Linked DNA regions of Homo sapiens: all the other regions are linked to region 2. Evidence: chromatin loops called from intact Hi-C (ENCODE). Cell type or tissue: Caco-2. All regions are shown on one strand.

Evidence for each region. Peaks named below come from ENCODE experiments on the same cell type or tissue, not always from the same donor. Only the 100,000 strongest peaks of a DNase experiment are listed, where the experiment ranks them.
Region 1: it touches region 2 in a loop (4-fold over the local background); 10 of 110 quality-filtered maps call a loop at or near these places.
Region 3: a loop joins it to region 2, with 4 times the contacts of the local background. A loop is called at or near these places in 5 of 110 quality-filtered maps.

What each region holds. Positions count from the first base shown.
Region 1 is chr10:110,354,718-110,362,717 of GRCh38, reverse strand. No RefSeq gene overlaps it. Among named protein-coding and RNA genes, the nearest start is that of SMNDC1, 54 kb to the right of the region's middle. RefSeq lists enhancers at 5,161-5,210, 5,231-5,330, 4,900-6,099, 5,691-6,150, 7,201-7,250. In Caco-2, no CTCF peak of the experiment used is centred here; a DNase peak (open chromatin) is centred at 3,337.
Region 2 is chr10:110,452,947-110,460,946 of GRCh38, reverse strand. No RefSeq gene overlaps it. Among named protein-coding and RNA genes, the nearest start is that of DUSP5-DT, 40 kb to the left of the region's middle. RefSeq lists enhancers at 1-990, 2,260-2,309, 5,174-5,243. In Caco-2, no CTCF peak of the experiment used is centred here; a DNase peak (open chromatin) is centred at 4,116.
Region 3 is chr10:110,519,009-110,527,008 of GRCh38, reverse strand. No RefSeq gene overlaps it. Among named protein-coding and RNA genes, the nearest start is that of DUSP5, 25 kb to the right of the region's middle. In Caco-2, no CTCF peak of the experiment used is centred here; no DNase peak of the experiment used is centred here.

The sequences.
Region 1 (8,000 bases), 98 kb after region 2:
ACGCCATTCTTCTGCCTCAGCCTCCCGAGTAGCTGCGACTACAGGCGCCCGCCACCACGGCTGGCTAATTTTTTTGCGTTTTTCATAGGGACGGGGTTTCACCGTGTTAGCGAGGATGGTCTTAATCTCCTGACCTCGTGATCCGCCCACCACGGCCTCCCAAAGTGCTGGGATTACAGGCCCAAACTCATTTTAAAGAATAGAAAATTCAGAAAGACACACACACTAAAATCAATCAGGTATCATCCCACCATCCAAGGGTAAGAATATTTTGGTATTTGGTATTTTTTTCATATTACCTCAGATTCACAGGGCACACCCTGCTTTCTCTGTTTCGTGGCTTTTCTCAACAATTCTCTTTTCCACCCTATCCCCATTAGTACCTGTTGAAATCTCACCCTCGCTTCAGTTACCTCAAATAGCATTCCTCCAGGAAGTGTCACATACCACTCAGAACCCCAGCTGCGCTGGAAGCGAACTCTCCTGCCTTTATATTCCTGTAGCACTTTGTAGCTCACAGATGTCAATTTTGACACTTTTAAAAATATTCCAGTTATGTGTAAATTCCTGAGGGTAGGGATTAGATTTTAGTCTGTTGAAAGTGTGTCCCCCCACCCTTCTCTCTCTGTCTCTTACTCACATACACATACACACAAACACACATACACATGCACTCTCTCTCTCACACACACACTACAGTGCAAGCACAGCACTTAAGATGAGCTCCACCCCCTTTCCTCTCCTGATATCATCGTACTCTTACTTTCAGAATAAATAACCATCCTTTAGTCACAGAGAACATTTCAATCATTGGTGGCTTTGGTTGCTCCATCATTTGCAATTATTCTAGTGCTCTTCTTTCTATGTGAATTTTGAAGATGTTTAATATTTTAATAAAAATGAAAAGTTTTAACTTAAATATCCCTTATTATGTGTCAGCTGTTTTGGGGATAGATGGTTATTTAAGTTTTCTGATTCAATCCAAACTGTGGAAAAGCATGATTGGCACTTTTTTTACAAATGTGAACACTGAGGCTTAGCAAGGTAACCTAACTTGTGCAGGGTTGTCTGACTAATTAGAGGAGGCACTGGGATTTAACCCAGGGTTACCTGGCTCCAAGACTATGTGCACCACCTTGAAGCTTCCCAAGCGCCAAGGAATCCACTTGCCTCTACTCATCTCTTTTTCTACAGTAAGAGGCAGCAGGCAGGTGCATTAGTGCCTATGGTCTAATGATCTGGGTGGCCCCAGGCAAGGCAAAGAGAGGTCACAGAGTCCAGCCCAACTCCTTGGCGTGGGAACCTCTGGCTGGGTAAGCTTCTTGGGAGCCTCTTGAATGCGTGTGCAATCCAAGGTCACAGGAAGCCAAGCATTCCCAGGCCTGTGGGCACGTGGCATCTTGAAGTCTATTCTCTTGGTCTGATACTTCCCAATGCCTTGTACTAAGTGTGTCACACGGGAGGGGGATAATGGGTGACTCACCCCACAGACACTTGTCTACTGGAGGGCCAGCATCCTATTTCTCCTTAGCAGGGGGCTGACCATGGCAGGGGCATGACCTTACCAGGGCAGGTTGGGGCTGAGCTCTGACAGAAGAGGACACATCTCTTCTTCCAAACTATCCCTTCTTTCCCAGTCAAGCTCAGCCTTGCTCTCCAAGGTTCTGAAGTCGTTTCCAATACTGAGGAGGGTTTCTCCCATTTTTTTGCAGTGTGGCAGACCAAGTACAGGCTCTGCTTCAGGTTTAGCTTTGTATCAAGCCCAGTTCTGCCAATGAGGTGATCTTGAACAAGTTGCTTGCCTTCTCAGAGCCTCAGCTTCTCCATCTGTAAAATGGTAAAAATGACACCCAACCTCCAAGGGCTGGAATGAGAATTCAGTGAATGATGGATAGAAACTGATATCATGCTAAAAAATCTCTCTCCTTTTTTCTTGTAGACATCAGAGGATGGTGGGAGGGTGGTTTGAAAATGTGGGAGAGGGGGCTGGGCGAGGTTGCTCATGCCTGTGATGCCAACACTTTGGGAGGCCGAGGTGGGCAGATCACCTGAGGTCAGGAGTTGGAGAACAGCCTGGCCAACATGGTGAAACTCCATCTCCACTAAAAATACAAAATTAGCCAGGCATTGTGGTGCACACCTGTAGTCCCAGCTACTTGGGAGGCTGAGGCAGGAGAATAGCTTGAACCTGGGAGGTGGAGGTTACAACGAGTCAAGTTCGCACCACTCAACTCCAGCCTGGGCAGCAAAGCGAGACTGTCTCCAAAAAAAGAAAAGAAAAGAAAAGAAAAGAAAAGAAAAGAAAGAAAGAAAGAAAGAAAGAAAGAAAGAAAGAAAGAAAGAAAGAAAGAAAGAAAGAAAATGTGGGAGAGGAAAGTGGGTTGGAATGGAGAGGCTGGGAGGGGCAGGCAAGGAGTGGCCCATTCCTTCCCATAAGGTTTTCTTTTCTTTTCTTTTCTTTTCTTTTCTTTTTTGAGATGGAGTCTCACTTTGTCGCCCAGGCTGGAGTGCAGTGGCTTGGCTCACTGCAAGCTCTGCTTCCCGTGTTCCCTCCATTCTCCTGCCTCAGCCTCCCGAGTAGCTGGGACTGCAGGAGCCTGCCACCACGCCCGGCTAATTTTTTGTATTTTTAGTAGAGACGGGGTTTCACCGTGTTAGCGAGGACGGTCTCGATCTCCTGACCTCGTGATCCGCCCGCCTTGGCCTCCCAAAGTGCTGGGATTACAGGCGTGAACCACCGCGCCCGGCCCCCATTTGGTTTTCTACCTGGAACCCGGGTGGAGGAGAATCCTTCTGCTGGTTACTGGCAACCACACTCAAATACAATCAGTCATTTGTACAGATTAAACCTGCTGCTCTAAATCACTGTGTGGGCTTAGGATCAGCTTCACTCCATTTCCATGAGGCAGTGGAACCCAGTGGTTAGAAGAACAGGTTCCACCTCTGTGTAGCCTTGGTCAAGTCCCTCAATCTTCGAGCCCCCGGTTTCTCATCTGTAAAGTGGGGATGTTAATATCTTATTAGGTTGCCTGGATGATTGAATTAGATCCTGCATAGGTTGTGCTTTGCTCAGAGCCTGACTTATAGGATGTGCTTCATCAAGGCAAACCTGCTGTTCATTCTTGCTATTGTTGTTATCATTGTTCCTAGCTGCAGATGGTGTTCTTAACCTGGGCCGCCTGTCTTGGAGACATGCCCATTGGGAGAGTGTGGCCAATTCACCAGGGGCCCTCAGCCCCACGCCTGGCAGCCACATCATTCACCAGATGAGCCAGCCGGGCCAGCCTCATGACTGAGGGACAGCTGCCCAGGTGTTAGTAGAGGCTGCATTCCAGTGACATTCCTCCTTGGCAGAAACTTCAAAACTAGAGGGAGACATTACTCAGGCAGGCTGGTAAGGCATTCCAGGCTTTCAGACCTCAGGCTTGCAAGACAAACTTAACCTGATGGTAACATAGAGTGTAATAAGAAGCATCAACTGCACTCCTGCCCATCTTTGGCAGATGGAGTGCTGGAGAGGGCAGTAGAGCATGGAGGCTGATGGGAACCCTCATCCACTCAGGCCTTGCACGAAGCCCTTGAAGACAGAACTCTGGTTCTTTCACGAGAACGACCTAGGGACAGGCTTCCCCTCTTCCATATGCAAAGCTGCTCCCCTCCTGCTCCTTCTCTGCCTTTTGAGGAAGTCACCTGGGGTGGGGGTGGGGACTCAGTTGACCTTTCTGCCTGGTGTCTCTCCTGGTAGAATGCAGACTCTTGGAGCCTCCCTGTTATGATGGGCAGCCACGTAGAGGCTGGATCCTTCAGTTGGGGGACTTTTAGTGGCCCCTGTTGTGGACCTGACCTCACTCTTGGTCTGCAGGTACCCAAATGGGAAGGGCCCTAGGCGAGCTCATGGTGTAAGGGAGAGGGGCAGGCATATAGACAAAGCAGACAAAGTCCATGAATCGGTGGAATAGCATCATGCCTAGGAGCACAAAACCACCCTAAGGTCTAAGGGTCTTGCCACCTAGTAGCTGTGTGGTCACTGGCAAGTCACTGAACCTCTCTGTGCCCCAGCTTCCTGTAAAAATTTTGATAACTGCACCCACCTCATAGGGCAATTTTGTGAGGATTAAATGAGTTAACATGAAAAGAGCCATTTGGAACAGGGCTGGTCTGCAGCCTGTTCTGTCTCTGTGTTAGCTCTCAGCACCAAGTGCTCCAGGTGCCACAGACACGGAGTCAGGTGACCAGGAGGGACTGAAACTAGGAGTGGCAGGGCTGAGGGGTCACTATGGTGGTAAAAAAAAAGACTCCAAAAGGAAGTGGTGCTTAAACCAAGCCTTGAAATCTGAGTTGTTGACAGTGAGTGGGGGAACAGAGGGACAGAGGCTGACCCATGAGGGCAACAGGACATGGTTTGGATTCACCAGAGCCCAAGAGTGAGGTTGGGAGAGAGGGGGCTGGAGAGGGGCACAGGGGCTGATCCCAGAGGTCCATGAAGGCCAGCACGTGCTTAGAAAGGTGGCAGTGGCCCGGGGAGCGTGGCTGGGAGAGGGCAAGAGTGGAGGCAGGAGAACCAATTTGGACAGGAGGTGGCTGTGAGTCCAGAGCAGAGATGAGCGATGGTGAGGGTTGACCTGGGCAGCAAGGCACTCGGGCATTAGAAGGCTCAGGATGAGCGATGGTGAGGGTTGACCTGGGCAGCAAGGCACTCGGGCAATAGGAGGCTCAGGCCTCTGTGGCGCCAAGTGTGGCAGTGAGGCAGAGGGAGGCCTCAGGACGTGGCTCAGTCTGGCTGGTGGGACCCAGGGGATGGGCTACTTTGTTCTCAGAGAGAAGGGGCTGAGAAAAAAGAAAAAGGGGAGGCAATGGACATGCAGTGAGCACCTGTGACGTGCTAGGTGCTAGGACGGATGGTGTTCGCTTAACCCTCAAGCCATCTCTCCAAGGTGAGAATAAAAGTCCTCCCCAAACAGGAAACTGAGGCCCAGAGGGCGTCCGTGACTTGCTGAAATTCACACAGCCTGGAAGCGTGGGCTCCGGCTCTCTGACTTCTAGTTCTTCAGGCTGCCTGTTTATCTTCAGCTGTCTTCAGGCAAACCAGCCTGTGGGAGGACAGCCCCACGCCTTCGCCCGTGTGAGTGTGCCCCAGCAGAAACACTGCTGTTGAGTCAGACGATACAAACCGACATCGCCTCACGTGACTTACAGATATTTTCATTTTTGCTTACTTTTACTCGGCCAAGAACTTCAAAGGAGCATAATTCCTGGAGGATTTGTTCATCGACGTGTCACAGGAGAGCCTATGAGCAGGAAGGAAATGGGCTCAGAGACCAAAACATCTGTCCCCCGTATTTCTTGCCAGATTCCGGAGCTGAGACTCCTGGGGCTCACCTGGAGCCTGGGTTTCCCTCCACTTTGAAGGCTTGACCACCCCCGCATGGGCTGGAGCTTAAGACCATTGACCCAATCCTTCCTTTGGGGTGGGGGAAGGTGTCCACAGGAAGCATTTCCAGCACTGGGAAGGTGCCTCAGTAGCTCGACCCTATAGCAGGGCTCCTGGGAGGAGGAGAACAATTCATCAGTGCCTGCCAGGTGCTACACCGCTTATGTCTCACAGAAACACGAACGTCATTGTCTCTGTGAGGATGAAAAACCAGGGGCTCAGAGATGTTAAATAAACTGGCCCAGGTCACACAGCTAGGACGGCATTGATCCGACATTCCTACAGGTCTCGGGAGCCCCCCTCGGCCCCTCTCCAGTCCAGAGGGAGGCACTTGCTGCGCTTATAAAAGTCTTTACTTGTTTGAAGCCCAGTTCCTCTCAGGTGTTGCTTTTTTCTGTTTCTTTTCTTTTTTTAGGCCTTGGGGGTTGGGATGGGAGACCAAAGGTGGAGTTGTGCTATTTTACACAACTGACTTGGCTTGCACGTCATCTAAACACCAAGTTCCATTCTCAGAGGAAGTGAGAGGTGTCCAATTCGGTCATGCAGAACGCAGCTGGGCTGCTCGAAACGAAACAAAGCGGCTACTCCGAAGGAGGTGTTGTCCCTGGGCCGGTCCAGGTTGAGTCAGAGCAGACGCCACTCCCACGTCAAAAATACCAGGCCACTGTCCCAGGGAGCTGGGCTATTCACTGAGGTCATTTTCACCCCACTTCTGAAATCCACATTAAAGGAAAAAAGAAAAGGGAAGGGAAGGGGAAAAGGAAAGGAAAGGAAGCAGAAACCAGGATGGCGACAAGGAGAGCCACCCAGTCGGAGCAGCACCTGTGCACCTATGTGGGGTGTGCCGGGCACCTGACGGCCGCAGGTCCGGACAGTGCTTGTGCCTATCAGGCCATCTCAGCCTTGGTTATATTCAGGACCCAGGAGTGTATCTATGTTGTGTGGGGCCCAAAGACTTACAATTTGGGACACTCCTTAATAAAAAGAATACAAAAGTATGAAAACAAAATTAAGTACAAAAGTGGGTATTTACCTAGGAGGAGGGGGTGGGGAATCACAGCAAATTGCTGACACCCTACAGATTGGCCCCTTCCTTCAGCAATCTATGTAGGCAGTTTACCAGAAATGCGCACACAGCAATGCTTCCTGTTTGTCACCTGCCTTCCTTTCCCTGCCTAGAACACTCCCAGAGTCTCCCTGCTCTCTTGGGCAACGGAAGCTTGTGTCTCTTCATCTTTATGGTAAGAGCACCTCGGATGAGGCTTCTGAAAGCTGTGGGCTGGTGGACATCACCCAGGGCAGGTGTTCCTAACATTTTTGGGGTCTTGGTTGCCTTTGAGAATTGAATGAGAGTTATGGAACCTCCCCCAGAACAATGTCTACTCAAGTCTACCAAATTTTACCTACAGTTTTAGGGATTCTTAGATTCCCTAAAGCCTATCTGCAGATCCCAGATAGGGAACCGGTTACCTAGTGCGGTCCACTCATTTCACAGATGAGGCAACAAATCCCAAAGGGGTGAGCAACTTGTGCAAGGTCACCCAACTGGACTCGGATCCAGCTCTTGACTGCCTCCTTTTCTCTATTGTAACAGTTATGCCTTCAGCACTGGACAGGGAGTGGGGTCTTCAGGGGAAGGAGACCCCAAGTTAGGTCCCCTCAGAGGGTCTTTCTTATGTCTTTTCGTCTATCCTGGACACATATTTTTGCCTAGTGCAGCTCAGGGAGGGCAGGATGATGGCTTTGAAATACAAACACAGACAGGAAAAAAAGACTCCCACAACATGTGAGTATAAATGCAATAAGAAACATAAAGGAGAGAGAGAGAAAGCAAGAGAAGTTGTAAGCAAATAATATGCAAAGCTCCTGAGAAAGAACTTGGGCTGCTCTGTTTGGTAGCTGGAGACCTGGGGCCTGGGGAAATCCCAGAAAAAGTCAAATCTGATTGGGCCCTAGCTGAGGCCCTGTCCTCTCGCTTCGCTCTCTCCCTTCCTACCCACCTTGGTTTGGGGTCCGCTTGGTGCCCCAAGCTGTGTGCTTTGCAGGTGTGACTGCTTCTTCCTGCACAGCTTCTCCCTCCCCCAGCCTCAGCATCCCCCCCGCCCCGCGACCCCAAAGCTGCACAGCTGTCTGGATGCTTCCTCTGAGCCCCAACAAACTTAGATCTCCTGGTACCACCCCCCCCCCCTTGGCACCTGGCTCTTCTTTTTCATGGCATATAGAATCACTTACAGTTTTGTATTTATTTGTTTCAGGTCCATGTGCTTCTGTGAGACCTTAAGCTCTGTGTGAGCAGGGCCTAGGTCCTTGGTGCCTTTGGCCTGGCATGTGGAGGCTGTCTCCCATCCCTTGCTGATTTAAACAAATGGTGGCATCTGGAGGTTTGGATCAGGGCATAGGAATAAATGCCCGCTGGGCCACTCATTCCTGAAATCCTGTCCAGGCCTGAGTGCAACTGGGAGCTTGCTTAAGCCTTTAGCCTGTAGGCACAAACGGTAGATGAGCAGGTGGTCAGTGCAGTGAATGGGCCCAGATCCTCAGAGCGGAGCCACCAGCCAAGCAGGCGCAG
Region 2 (8,000 bases):
ACAGGAAGAAGCAAAGATGGAACTGGAGAAAGGGTCCCAGCGTGGCCTGGGATCAGGACCTCGAGAACAGGTGGGGAAACCTGGAGGGAAAAATGGAACTGATCAGGTGCATTTCAATTGGGCCGTGGTATTTTAGGCAACACCTCTGCTGGAGAGGTTGTTGCCTGCAAAACCGGATGAAGGCAGTGCTGTCAGGGCTTGGTGCTCCGTGAACAGCCACCTGGGGTCTGCACGTGTCTTCTGCCTCCACCCACCCCCGCTCAAACCCCCTTCCCAGCACCTCCCTCTCTGCAAGGTTCCGGAGTGGCCACCCACAGAGCAGCTCTGGGCTGGGCGCTGAGTCATGAGGCTGTGGTGCCTGCCAGGGGGCGAGGGTGGCAGATGGCTTCATGTGGGCGTGAGTGAGGAGGGGGGCAGATGGGAGGGGCAGTGACCCTGGGCCCAGCAGAGATCCAGGGAAGTGGCCTGGGAGGTAGGTCCCCAACTCTTCCTTCCCCCCGTCTTCACAGCCATTTTCCAGGGATGCCCATTCCTGCTGGGGTAGCCAGCTGTGACCAGGTCAGTGTGGAAAGTGAGCCCTGGGAGACCTGAGGCCTGAGGCCCTGGGCTTCCGCTTGACCTGGCTGGGTCAGCCGTGGGAGGCAGAGCCTGGCTCTGTTTATCCAGGCCGGACACTTCCGGAGCAGATGGGCGCCTGTCAGAGCCACCAGCCAGGAACTGGGCTGACGTCCTCTCATTGCCAAGTGGCAGGTGACTCGAGGGCCTGGAGGGAACATGGGTTTGGTTTGCCTGTTTATTAGGGAACTCTCTCTCTGAGCTGGGAGCTGCCTGCACAGCTGAGTGAGCACAGGGCAGACTCTTTGACCCAAAGGGACCTGGCCCTTTCAGGCGCTGAGTGCTGGGGACTCTGTGGGGGCTCCAGGGTCTCCCCAGAAGCCATGGCTGAGCTCTGCTTTTTGCCACCCCTACCTTGGTGTATGCATTTCCTGGGGTTCCTGTGACAAAGTACCACTAACCAAGTGAGTGGCTTAAAACAGAGATGTCTTCTCTCACAGTTCTGGGGCCAGCATTGAACGCAAGGTGTCAGCAAGTCTCCTGCCAGAGGTCCTGACGGAGGGGCTGTTCCAGGCCATGCTCCTGGCTTCCGGTGGTTGCCGGCAACCCTGTGCATTCCCTGCTTGTAGAGGTATCACTCCTGTCTCTGCCTCCATCTTCACTGGCGTTCTCCCCTCGGTGTCTTCTGCATCCGTTCTCCTCTCTCTCTCTCTCTCTCTCTCTCTTTTTTTTTTTTTTTAGATAGAGTCTCGCTCTATCGCCCAGGCTGAAGTGCAGTGGCATGATCTCGGCTCACTGCAACCTCCGCCTCCCGGGTTCAAATGATTCTCCTGTCTCGGCCTCCCAAGTAGCTGGGACTACAGGCGCCCGCCCCCATGCCTGGCTAATTTTTTGTATTTTTAGTAGAGACGAGGTTTCACTGTGTTAGCCAGGATGGTCTTGATCTCCTGACCTCATGATGCACCCACCTTGGCCTCCCAAAGTGCTGGGATTACAGGTGTGAGCCACCGTGTCGGGCATCTCCTCTCTTCTTATAAGGACTCCAGTCATACTGGATTAAGGGCCCACCCCACTCAGTATAACCTCAAATTAATCACATCTGCAATGCCCTATTTCCACATGAGGTCACATTCTGAGGTTTGGGGAAGGACATGAATGTTGGGGGGATACTGTTCCACCCAGGACACTTGGGTTGCCCATCTGCCTCATTCTTTCTCTCATCTTCAGCTTTTCCTCCCTCTTGCTCTGCCATTTAGAGAGAGGACACCCTGTACCCGGGCCTGAGCTTTTGGGGAAGGTGAGGCCACCATTTTCCCAAGAGCTGGCTGACTCCCAAGCATTCGACTGTAAATTAGAAAACCCATTAAGACGCAATCAATGTACAACTTGGTTTTTATCCTGTACAGAGTATCAGAGGCCTTTGGGAATCGAAAGGAAAGCTCTGAACTCCCGCCCAGGGTAAATGTACATGCAAACACGCACAGCTCTCAGTGGTGACACAGCCCTTCCAATGCCCATTTGTCCTGGGACTCCAGAGAGGGCCTTCTCCGGGCCAAGGAATTTCTGTCTGGAGCAAAAGGAGGCCCCAGTGCTTCAGCACTGTGCTGCCTGTGAGGTCAGGGGTTGCCATGCTGGGCGAGGACTGGGAAGGGTTTCCTTAAATCAGACCAGCGTCAGTGTTTGTGTGTGCAGTCATAGGGTAGGCAATGGAAAGCGGGTGGTGGAGGTATTCAGGAAAAGGGTGGGGTGCTCTGCTGTGGTGTTAAAATGTTTTTTTTCTTGCCCCTGTAACCACCGCCCTCCAGATATTGTTGAAAAGAGGCCCAGAGCCTGATGCTGGATCTCCGGGCATTTAAAGCAGAGGTTCTCAGATGTGTTATTAAAGGGAGGAAGTAGGGAGTTGCCCAGCATAACCTCCTCCCATTAGCCTCTTTATGTAAAAGCACCCAGACTCTGTCCTTTTGTGTGTACATATAAATGTCCCCAAAGGTCCTGAAGGGTAAACATCAAGCAGGTACCAGTGGCTGCTTCTGGACAGGATCTAGCATTGAGGGCATCAAGGAAGGACTTTTCCTTGTTGCTACCTCTGTTTTGGTGTGGCTTGAATGTTTCCAATGAAAGTGGATTCAAGTGATAATTGTGTGTTAAATTAAAATCTTCTCAAAGAAAGGCTCTTGATGTTCTGGGAGTTTCAGATCCCTTCAAGAAGTTCCTGAAAACCACGGTCTATCTCTCCCCACTGCACCTGCTCACCACGAGCATCCCCAGCCCGAGGGAGGGGCAGGCCCCAGGCCCTGAAGCAGACCAGCTCCTTCTTCCGGAGAAGCCCACCTGCTGCCACCAGCCAGGCCACGGGGATGCTCCTTTTCCCCTCTCCCCACTCCACACCCAGGCACCCAGAAAATTCTAGCTGAATTGTTCTCCCGACCAGTGGTTCCCAGGCGGATGGCATCAGAATCAATTGGGGGCTCGTTGAAATGGTGTGTTGGACCACCCCTTTACTTTTCTAAGATTTACTTTTCTAATAAGCGTCCAGGTATCTGATATGATGGATCCTCCCACCTCACTTTCAGAACCAATGATCTAGGTGAAGGGCATTAACTGTGCCTTCCGAGGTTCACCTGGAATCCAGAGAGGGGTTCCAGCTGGGAACAAGGTTCATTCCTCTCCTGTGTGGAGGCGAGGAGAGGAGCATCCATGGGAACCACCTGGGGACAGGGAAGAGGGAAAATCCTTCTCTTAGGAGTGAGGCTGATGAGATGCTTTGCACTGGAAGACTGTGATTGCCTCAATGAGAAGGTACCCGGGAGGCCCCCCAGTCACCTCCTACTCCTCAGGGACTGGAGGGTTGAGAGGCGTGAGCAGGTCCTTTCAAGTCCCTCTCACCAGGTGTTGGCCTGCCTGGGACTCTGAGCTCTGACCCTTCCGTGCCCCCTCAGCCTCTCCTCACCCCTCACCATTTTTTTTTCTTTTTCTTAGAGACTGGGTCTCACTCTGTTGCCCAGGCTGGAGTTCAGTGGTATGATCACAGCTTACTGTGGGCTAGCAAGGCTGTGGCTGGAGGTTGGGAAGGCAGGGGCAGGACCCTCCAGTCCCTCGGCTTCCCCATGACTCCTTTCCAACCTCTGTAGTTCTCAGGCATTAATACACAATCTCACCTCACACCTCAAGGGACTGGATTGAACAGACTAGGTGCCCCTGGCACCTGGCTAAGCAACTGGTGTGGAATTGGCACCCAGTAAATGTTTACTGAAGGAAAGAAAGGTGGAATTCCAAAGTGTGAAGAAAGGAAAGGTTTCTGCAGTACTTTTCCACTCCATTCCCTTTCTGCATCTTGCCCTCCAGCAAATCCCAGTTGTGTGGGTTCAAAGGGACTCAGCTGTGGGACTTATCTTTTTTCCCTGCAGTGACTGTGTTTCACCCTGGGGGCATTTTCATCTTAACTGAGCACTCCCAGCCCAGGTGACTTAAACCCCAAGGATGCAATGTCAGGCCTCAGGGCAAGTGAAGTTGTGCAAGGCCAGGATCCAGGAGAGGCAGAGTTCTAGTCCAGACCTCCACCCCCAACTCATGTCAGATCCACCCTGCAGCACTGTGCCTTAGGCCTGCGCAGGTGTCATAAAGATGCAGGTCACTGGGGGAGGGGGACTCACTTTGGAGGGGCCTTGTGTGTGTGCGGTGCTTCTGTGAATGAGCTCAGCTGCTGTGTGGAGCATCTTTGTCTGCCAGACTGCCCTAGGAGTGATGAAATAGGGTCAAAATGCCAAATTCTTCCAGCAGCTTCTGAGATAAGAGCCCCTGCCAAATTGAGGGGGTGGCAGAGTTGGCGAGTCTGGGCCTGAGAGAGAGAAAGAGAGGGAGCCTGTCCATTAGAAAACTCATTGAGGAATCAGCCCGATCCTCCCTTTCCCCCAATTTCTTTCACCTGCTGGGGGGGCAGGTGGTGGTGGGGAGTGACTTGTGGAGGGGACAGGGACACCTGGAGCAGCTCTGGATCCCTGTTAACCCCTCAACGCCCAACTGCCAACAGTCACTAGGGACTTCTGATGAACAAATCCAATAACCCCTTCTCAGGCCTCTCTCTTCCTCCATCTCTGCAGATGTCTGCACTGGGGTGAGTCCTTTCCTTCCTCTAATGATTGACAAGCACTCATGCAGTGCATGCTCTGTGCCAGGCACTGTGCCAGCTCTTGGATACAAAGGGAATGAGCCCCAGCTCCTATTCAAGGAGCTTCCAGGGTGTGGAGAGAGCAAGGTGGCAACTGGCAGTTTCAGCACAGCAGACTGTGAGTGCAGTGGCTGGAGAATTTTAGGAAGGAAGCAACTCTGAGAACTCTCTTCCACATTCACCCTGGGCATTCTGTCTCTCTTCTCCCAATAGCTGATACCAGTTTATGTTTGTTGAGCTCTGGGCACTCAGATAAGAGCTCAATATGTGTTCTCCATCCTCACTACAACACAGCACAGGTATACACTGTGAACCCATTTCACAGAGAAAGAAACTGAGGGAGAGTGGCTCAGGAGCTTTCCCCAGGCCACACACATCTTCCGCCCCTTGAATGCCCTTCACTCCTAACTCTACCACTGTGGCAAGATTCCTGCTTACCAAGGTTCTGGTCTCCATTCTCTGTCTTCTTTCTTGTCACCCCTCCATGATCTCATGTCCTCCCACACACTCAGCTGCCACCTCCTGTGTCTGGGTCAGAGGCTTCTGCACCCTCCAGACCTGCACACACACTTCCTGCCAGCCTGCTGAGCAGCTCCACGTGGGCACCCTTCCAGCACCTCAACCCTGCTGTGTCCAAGCCCACCATCTCTTCCATACTTCTCTGTGACTATGCATGGTGCCCCCTGCTCCCGGTTACCCAGGTGCCAAGACATCTCTCTTCTGCCCCAATCTGGAACACACAGCAGACAGAAGGTACAAGGGGAGACCACTCTGAATTCTTTTGGTTCCAAGTGACAGAAAAGTTCTATTCAGACTGCCTTGATCAATAACAGATAGTTTTGAGTAGAGCTGGGCTCAGACACAGCTAAATTCGGTGGTTCAAATGGTTCTACCTACTCTTGGTCTTTTAGCTCACCTTATATTGGTTTCACATTTAGTTCCCACAGGGTGGCAGAATGGCTATCAGTTCATACCCCATTAAGGATAAGCAGAAGAGACCGCCCTTCTTTTCCTGGTAAATCCTACACAAGTCCCGGGATTTGCCCTGTCTGCACCAACTGGAGTCTTGGGACTAGTTGCTGAGGTTAGAAGGATTCAGTTCTCTGATTGGCCAGGCTGGGTCATGGGCTTCACCAGAACCAAATGGATGGAGAGTAGGAACACTAATAAAGGCTTAAAGATACCCAAAGGCTCTATGAGATATGTCCCTTCCATGCTTGAGGGTGCTGGGGAAGGAGAGAAGAGGCCCAATTTGTCCTGATATTTGTGACCATTACTAGGTGAGATACATACCCAGAAGCTCTAAAGGTTGAACCTTAGAATCCACAGTTAAGACAGAGCGGGGTTTGAGCCTTAATTCCACTAATGTGTTAGTCAGGATGGGCTAGTAGACTCATGGTGATAGATAACCCTAAAAATTGTGATGAACACAGTAACCATTTGTTTCTTCCACATGCCCCATGCCCCATGCAGGACAGTGGGGGCTCTGCTCCACATGGTCACTTAGGGATCTAGGTGGTTGGAGGCACCATTATCTTGCAGCTGCACTGCCTGCATATCTCCTCCATGCCAGGGGAAAGAAGAGACTGGAGAATTGTGCCTGGAGACTTTTCACTGCCTCAGTTTGGAAGTGACAGACATTACTTCCGTTCATATTTCTTTGGCTAGAACTAGTCATAGCCCAGCCTCCCAGGAAGAGGGTAGGTATAAAGGAAAGCATATGGGATAGTCAAAGAAAATTACCACTGCTGCCACACTTACTCACTAGTTGTGTGTCTGTGGCAAGGTACTTAACCTCTCTGTGTCTTCATTTCCCCGTCTGTTTTTGTTTGTTTGTTTTTATGGACGGAGTCTTGCTCTGTCATCGGGCTGGAGTGCACTGGCATGATCATAGCTTACTGCAGCCTCAACCTCCTGGGTTCAAGTGATCCTCTTGCCTTAGCCTTCTGAGTAGCTAGGACTACTAGCCTTCTTAATTTTTTTGTTTTTTGAAGGGCTATCTCACTGTGTTGCCCAGGCTGGTCTCGAATTCCTGGCTTCAAGTGATCCTCCTGCCTTGGCTTCCCAAAGTGCTGGGATTACAGGCATGAACCACTTTGCCTGGCCTCAGTTCCCCCCGGCCCCGTTTTTTTTTTTTGTTTTTTTTTTTTGTTCGTTTGTTTTTTGTTTTTTTTGAGATGAAGTTTTGCTTTTGTTTCCTAGGCTAGAGTGCAGTGGTGCCATCTCGGCCTGCTGCAACCTCCACCTCCTGGGTTCAAGCGATTCTCCTTCCTCAGCCTCCCGAATAGCCGGGATTACAGGCGTCTGCCACCACACCCGGCTAATTTTTGCATTTTTAGTAGAGACGGGGTTTGACCATGTTGGCCAGGCTGGTCTCGAACTCTTGACTTCAGGTGATCCACCCACCTCAGCCTCCCAAAGTGCTGGGATTACGGGATGAGCCACCACACCCGACCCCCCATCTGTTAACTGAGGATTACAATAGTTCTTTTTAAAAATTTTTCTTTTTATAAAAGTTTAAAATTTTATTGTGGGTACACAATAGCTTTATACATTTATGGAGTACATGAGATGTTTTGATATAGGCATGTAATGTGAAATAAGCACACCATGGGGCATGGAGGTGTCTATCCCCTCAAACATTTATCCTTTGAGTTACAAACAATCCAGCTACATTCTTTAAGTGATTTTAAAATGTACAATGAAGTTATTGACTATTGTCACCCTCTTGTGCTATCAAGTTGTAGGTCTTATTCATTTTTTCTATTTTTTTTTTTGTAGCATTAACCACCTCCAACTTCCCTCAGCCCCCCACTATCCTTCCCAACCTCCAGTAACCATCTTTCTACTCTCTGTGTCCATGAGTTCTACCATTTTGATTTTAATTTTTTAAATTAAAAAAAAATTTTTTCTTGCCCCACCTAATGCCATCACCACAAATAACTGAGAACATGTGATGTTTGTCTTTCTGTGCCTAGCTTATTTCACTTAACATAATGATCTCCAGTTCCATTCATGTTGTTGCAAATGACTGGATCTCATTCTTATTTAATAGCTGAATAGTACTCCATTATGTATATGTGCCACATTTTCTTTATCCATGTTCCAGATCTTAGAGGAAAGACTTTCAGTTTATCCCCATTCAGTATGAGACTAGCTGTGGGTCTGTCATATATGGCTGTTATTATGTTGAGCTATGTTCCTTCTATCCCCAGTTTTCTGAGGGCTTTTATCATGAAGAGATGCTGAATTTTATCAAATGCTTTTTCAGCATCAA
Region 3 (8,000 bases), 66 kb before region 2:
CTGCATGGGAGTAGAAAGTTGGAGGTGGACTTTGACTTTTCACTTTATAACTTTTTGTTCTATTTGAGCATATATATATATATATATATATATATACACACACACATATATATATAATATATGTATATATAATATATATATACACATATATATGTATATATATGTATATATAATATATATATATACACACACATATATACATACATATATGTATAATTGTGGTTTTGTTGTGAGTATATATTAATATTTAAATGAAACTCAAAGGGCAGGGCACGGTGGCTCACGCCTCTAATCCCAGCACTTTGGGAGGCCAAGGCGAGTGGATCACGAGGTCAGGAGATAGAGACCATCTTGTCTAACACGGTGAAACCCCATCTCTATTAAAAATACAAAAAATTAGCCAGGTGTGGTGGCGGGCGCCTGTAGTCCCAGCTACTCCAGAGGCTGAGGCGAGAGAATGGCGTGAACCCGGGAGGCGGAGTTTGCAGTGAGCCAAGATCACGCCACTGCACTCCAGCCTGGGCGACAAAGCAAGACTCCGTCTCAAAAATAAATAAATAAATAAATAAATGAAACTCAGAGGACAGAAAAATAGAAAGGAAATATAACAAGACTTCAGCAGTGGTTATTTTGGGAGTAGTGGAATTATAGGATTATTCAAATGCTTGTTTGTATTTTTCTACATTCTCTAGGTTTCCTATGATGCACTTATAGTTCTTTTATAATCAGAATTAAGGGCAAAAATGACTTCAAGTGGCTCCCCAGGGGTGGGATTGGGGGAAGGAGCAAGTGACTATATCTAAAGGGCGAAGGGAGCATGAGATGGAACCGGGCAGAGGCAGATGTATTTTTGGAGCCATGTGGTTCCTCCTGAGTCAACTAACTTGTTGTCTGGTCCCAGCCTGCCAGTGGAGGCAGGAAATGCTCCCACTCCTGCCTGGTTCACTCTTAGTCACGCTCTGGGAGAGTAGGGTAGGGTGTAGGGGCAGGAGGCTAGTTGGGAGGAGTCTCCATCTGCCCCTGTAGCCTTCTGGACAGAGAGGTCCCAGGAAGGAGTCTTTAGCCCAGGCATCCTACCCACTCTGCATCGTCACCTTGGGGCTGGCAGGGGCTGGGAGTGAGCAGGAAAGGTTGAGGGAAGAATACTGGGAAAATACCCCCTGGCCTTTGGCAGACACCACTGCATCCTCTTGTGGAAGCTGTTGTGAAAATTAATTACCATTTGTCCAGGGCTTTGAGATTCCCCAGATGAAAGACCCGGCAGAAGGAGAGTCATAATGAATATGTGTTTATGGTTCTGACTTTCATCCCAAATGCCCGTCATGACAATCACGTGTCCCTCACCTAACCTCCCACCACCTGAACATCCTGACTTCTAATCACCAGAAGTTGAACATCGGTATTGACTCAGTCCTGACAGGGAAGGAGGGAGGAGCAGAGGGCAGGTGATCTCCTATCATCCTGCATTTCAGATGGGTAAACAGGTGTTCCATCCCCCCACGGGTTAAATGGAGGAAATTGTGACAAAGCCTAGGAAGCAGAGGAAGGAAGCCTTGGAGAGAAGGGTAATGGATTACTCTGGGCCAGTTCCTGATTGTGCCATCATCTTGGAGCCCAGGACTCTGTCTTTCTTTTGGATAGAGGGCTGGGAGGAATTCTAGGACTTCTGGTCTCAGGCCATTGCTCTGCTCACCAGTGTTAGGCAGGTTTATCCCTATATGCTCAAGGCAAATAGAATTCATTCCAATTGCTGATTCCTCCAGCAAAATGAATCAATTCTTTGCTAATTGCTTCAGAACACATTTTTGTAATTTTTTATGTTTTAAAAATTATTTTTTAACTAATGTCGATATGGGAGTCTCACTGTGTTGTTCAGGCTAGTCTCGAACTGCTGGCCTCAAGTGATCTTTGCCCCTTGGCCTCCCAAAGTGCTGGGATTACAGACTTGAGCCACCACACCTGGCCAGCTTCCAAACACTTTTGACCACAGCTGAATTCTGTCATCTGACTCCTGAATTTGGGTGGGAAGCTCTTTTGTCTTCTGGGTTCTTTCCATTTTGTCTCTCCTTCTTCATTTCACACAAGAAGATACTTATCTGTAAAGCCCCTCAGTGCAATTCTGGGCAAGTGTATGGAGCAAATCCAATGAAGAGAGGATCCTGAAGGGGCCAGCCTATCACTTGAGGAGACTGCATTCTTATTGGAGAGTTGGGCCCTTGCTTATAAGACACTTAAACAATCTAAGAGGGCAAGCAGGCAGAAAAAGAGGCATGGGTCCTGAGAAGAGCAGGACGGCTGTGGACTGGAGAGTTCAGGAGACTCTCCTAGGACCCAGGTAAGGAGGCACAAAGGGATGTAGCCTAGGTGGAGACTGTGAGGAGCCCATCACAGCCAGAATTGAAGGTTCACCTGGGGACGGGGGCAGGAAAGCAGACTGGGCAAGATTGTGGAGGCCCTTGAATGCCAAGTTAAATAACTGGGATTTTTGTCCAGAGGGCAGTGAAAACCCACTGGAAGTTTCCCAGCCAGAGATTGATAGGATGTAGAGTTTGAGAGGAGGTTAAAATATCTCACCAGAAGGTAAATCTTAGCATCTCTGAGTCAGCAGCTCTAACAGGGAATCATCATCTTCCTCCTCAGACCAGCCCCTGACTTCTATTTCAGCTAATGACACATCAGCACCAATGTCACCTCCCCTTGGTGCTCTCTGACACACTATCCAATTTTATTTTTCTCATAGCACTTGTCACCTTCGGAAATGATTTTGTTTATGTACTTGTTTGCTTCCTTTTTCTCTGTCATCTCATAGAATGTAAACAAAATGGGGTAGGTCGGGGGTTGTTACCTGTTTTCTTCACTGTTACATCTCTAGCACCTCTGATAGTACCAGGCTGATGGCAGATGCTCAGTGTGTATTTGTGGAATGAATGGATAGATGGATTGATAAATGGATTCATGACACCACTTTTCTCAGTTACCTGGTCCCCAACCCCATGGTGATACTTGACTCATCCTTCTTCCTCCTCTGCAGAATCTAGTAATTTCCATGTCTATGGAGATTATCTCTGCATCCCTCCCTGCCCTCCCCCTTTGCGTTTCCACTTCTACTCTCTAAGCTCCTTGGGAACAGAGGCTCCTCACCGACATTTCCCCCATGGGGCTCGGCACAGGGTCTTGGCAATGACAATTCTCACTGATCCAGCCTTTACAATTTTCCAAGAATTTTTCACATCATCTTGCTCTACCTAGGGCAGATTCAGGACTTGAACCTCAGTCTTCAACTCTAAATAACTTACTGTTGTTATTCTCATTCCACTGTTGTTCTGATTTGTCCATAATTTATGATGAATGAATGAAAGAGTACTCAAGAGTGATTGTAGAGGAAAAACTGAAAAAGGGAAGACCATGTTGACACAAAAGGACAGAAAAGAACAGGAAAACAAGTGAATGGAAGTGGGGGAAGAGGGGGTAACTAAAAGCTGGGCCTGGAGAGGACAACCTCGCAGGGATTAGATTACTCTGTGTCCCACTGTCTTCTAATATAAGACAGAAAGTCAGGTAGCCAACCCAGGAGAAGATGCCAGAGACAAAGGGGCAGGGAAGTTCTGAATCCAAAGGAGATATTTTCTATCAGTTTGTGAGTTTATTACTTATAAGCAATAAGTATTAAAAATATAAGCAATTCCCCTGGGCAAAAATTATAAAGGACAAAAAAATGTATAAAAAATAAAATTAAAATCACCAGTTATTGCACCATCCAGAAAATGTCATTCTAATATTTTGATGTATATCTTTTCAGACTATGTAAGTAATCATAAATGTAAAATAAGTAGAGGCACTTATATTTTATATATTATAGTATATATATTACAATATACGTATCATGTATATACTTGTGTATATACACTTGTGTGTGTGTATATATATAATATATATACACTAGCATACACACAATCTGTTGTTAATAAAATGAGATACATACAGTTTTGTAACCTGCTTTTGTTCACTTAATAACATGTTATGAACACAAAGGAGTTTTTATAAGCCCAAAGGGCAGTTTGAAAAGATAACCTTTGGGATAAACAGGAAGCCAGAGAAGATATATGAACATAAAATGAGCAGCTAAGCTCTGTGGTTTTGATAAATACTGTTAAAGTAAATAAAACTTAAATGCCCTGCCAGGTTAGGTAATGATTAGCTCCCTATCAGCAAGGCCACTAATTCATAGACTCATAGGATGTTGGTTCTTGAAGGTGCCTTTGAGGTTATCTAAATCAATCCCCTTACCTTCAGCATTGAGAAACTACACACCCAGAGACATTGAATAACATGCCTAAAGTGCTATGACTGGTAAACCACAGAGCCAGGATGACAGCCAAGTCCCCTGACTCCCAGTCCAGTGCTCTTACCACCAAACCACACTGATCAACAATGTATGTGCACTTCAGCTACATGAACTGATGTGCAGAATGGAACAGGGAGTGATGCGGCCCTAGATCCAGTGGTTCTCTGGGTGTATAACATTGCCGAAGGGGTGTGTGTTAAGAGAGCAGCAAAGTGTCCCTGGGCAGGCCACTGACGAGACAGCAGAGTTCAGTAGTGAGGAGTGCTTGGCCCTGATGTTCGCTTATTGATCTTGCTGTACCTCTGGGCAATTTACATAAACTTTTTAGCCTCCATGTTCTTATCTTTAAAAAGGAGATAAGAGTGGTATCTACCTCATCAGGTTGCAGTGAGAATTAAGAGAAAATGCACACAAAGGGCTTAACAAGGTGCTTGGCATATAGAAAGGGCTCAATAAATGTGAGCCATCATGATTATTAATGCTCTGGCATAAAGGCCAATGTCCTTGTAAACTTTAAAAGGAGTTTAAGGTCATATGATAGCTGTCCTTGGCTGCAGACATCTATAGGGAAAGGGGACTCAGAAGGAAGCCCAACAAAGTACAGTAACTAAGAGACATCATCATCATCCAAAGGAGGACATGTGGCCCAGGATGGAGCTGTAAGCGACTGGAGACTCAGGGACTGTTCAGTACTCTCACTGGAAGTCCCCCCCAACAAGCCACAGTGAGGCCATCCTCATATTCCTTGGGCCAGCCACTTATTATACAAATCAAGGGTGAAGAAACATTTTTCTTCATTTTCCAATCAATTTTTTTTTCTTTTGAGATGGAGTCTCGCTCTGTCACCCAGGCTGGAGTGCAGTGGCCCAATCTCAGCTCACTGCAACCTCCACCTCCCTGCTTCAAGCAATTCCCCTGCCTCAGCCTTCTGAGTAGCTGGGATTACAGGCACATGCCACCACGCCCGGCTAATTTTTTTGCATTTTTAGTAGAGACGGGGTTTCACCATGTTGGCCAGGCTGGTCTCGGACTCCTGTCCTCAGGCAATCCACCCGCCTCGGGCTCCCAAAGTGCTGGGATTACGGGCGTGAGCCACCGTGCCCGACCTCAATTTATTAATATAAGGGCTAGGCATGGTTGGCTCCTGCCTGTAATCAGGCCAAGGTAGGAGGATTGCTTGAGCCCAGGAGTTCAAGATCAGCCTGGGCAATATAGTGAGACCTCATCACTACAAAATTTTTTTTAAATTAGCCTGGCACTGTGATGTGTGCCTGTAATCCCAGGTACTTGGGATGCGAAGGGAGGACGGCTTGAGCCCAGGAGGCAGAGGCTGCAATGAGCTGTGATCTCACCACTGCACTGTAGCCTGGACAACAGAGCAAGACTCTGTCGCATAAAATAAAATAATAAAATAAAATGAAAAAAAGAGTAGCAATATTAATATCAGGCAATATAGACAACAGAACAAGGAATATTATCAGGGACAAAGAAGGACATTTCAGGCCAGGCACAATGGCTCACACTTGTAATCCCAGCACTTTGGGAGGCTGAGGCAGGGGATCACTTGAGCCTAGGACTTCAAGACCAGCCCAGGCAACATAGTGAGATCCCGTTTCAAAAAACTAAAAAAAAAGTTTTAAAAAAATTTTTAAATAAGAGAAGGGTATTTCATAATCATAAAGGGGTCAATTTATCAGGAGGACACACCAACCCTAAACATTGCTGCACCTAACAACTTCAGAATACACGAAACAAAAACTGATATAACTGCAAGGAGAGATAGGCAAATCCTAATTTTGGTTGAAGATACTCCTTTCTTGGTAATCGATGGAAAAGTAGACAGAAAATCAGTAAGTATATAGAAGACTTGAACCACATCATCAATCAGCTTGGCCTCATTGACATTTCATAACATTCTACCCTAAACCAGAATATTACACATTTGTTTTCCATGGGCACATGAAATACTCACCAAGACAGACTATGTTTTGAGCCATCAAATTAGTCTCAGTAAATTTGAAGGTACTGAAATCACACAAAGTACGTTCCCTAATCACCATGGAATTAAATTAGACATCAGCAACAGAATGATATCTGGAAAACGCCTCAATTTTTGCAATTAATCAGGTAGATCAAAAAAGAGATTATACGGGAAATTAGAACATAGTTTGAACTGAATAAAAATGAAAGTATACATATCAAAATTTATGGGGGCTTAGAGGAAAAGTTTTACCTTTGAGTGCTTATATTATAAAAGAAGAAAGTAGAAAATGAATGATAAGTTTCCACCTTAAGAAACTATTAAAGGGGGCCAGGCTCGGTGGCTCATGCCTGTAATCTCAGCACTTTGGGAGGCCGAGGCAGGCGGATCACAAGGTCGGGAGTTCGAGACCATCCTGCCTAAAACAGTGAAACCCCGTCTTTACTAAAAATACAAAAAATATTAGCCAGATGTGGTGGCGGGCGCTTGTAATCCCAGCTAGGCTGAGGCAGGAGAATGGTGTGAACCCAGGAGGCAGAGCTTGCAGTGAGCCGAGATCATGCCACTGCACTCCAGCCTGGGCGACAGAGCGAGACTCCGTCTCAAAAAATAAATAAATAAATAAAAAAGAAACTATTAAAAAGAAGAGCAAATTAAACCCAAAGTAAAGAGGAAGAAGGAAAAAATAAAGAGTGAAAATTAGTAAGTAGAAAATAGACAATACAGAATAATCAATGAAACCAAGTGCTAGTTAATTGGCAAATTTCTATCCAGACTTATCAGGAGAAAAAAAGAGAAAAGACAAGAATTACCATTATCAGGAATGAGACAGAGAACATCAATATAGATCCTAAGACCTCCAAGGATAACAAGGAAATATTAAAAACTTTATGTTAAACAAATTCAGCAACTTCAGTGAAATGAACAAATTACTTGAAAGACACAAATTACCAAAGCTTACTCAAGGAGGCTGGGTGCAGTGGCACATACCTATAATCCCAGCACTTTGGGAGGCCAAGGTGGGCAGATCACTTGTGGTCGGGAGTTGGAGATCAGCCTGGCCAACATGGTGAAACCCCATCTCTACTAAAAAAAAAAATACAAAAAATAGCCAGGCATCATGACGCATGCCTGTAATCCCAGCTACTTGGAAGCCTGAGGCAGGAGAATTGCTTGAACCCAGCAGGCAGAGGTTTCAGTGAGCCGAGATCGTGCCACTGCACTCCAACCTGGGTGACAGAGCAAGACTCCATCTCAAAAAGAAAGAAAGAAAAGAAAAAAGCTCACTCAAGGAAACACTAAGTAACTGGAATAGCTCTCTATCTCTATTCATCTATCTATAAAAAATCAAATTTATAGCTAAAAAGCTTCACAAAAAGAAAAGCTCAGTCCCAAATGACTTCTTGGTAAGTTCTCAAATATTTAAGGAAGAAACACTACCAATTCTATACAATCTCTTACAAAAACTTGGAAGAGGAAAGAACTCTTAATCATTTCATGGGGGCAGCATTATCCTGATACCAAAACCAGACAAATACATCACAAAAAAAAAAGACCAAAGGCAAATATTCCTCACAACCATAAGTACAAAAATCTTTAACAAAATATCAGCATATCAAACCCAGAAATAAGTAAAAAAGATAGGCCGGGCACGGTGGCTCACGCCTGTAACCC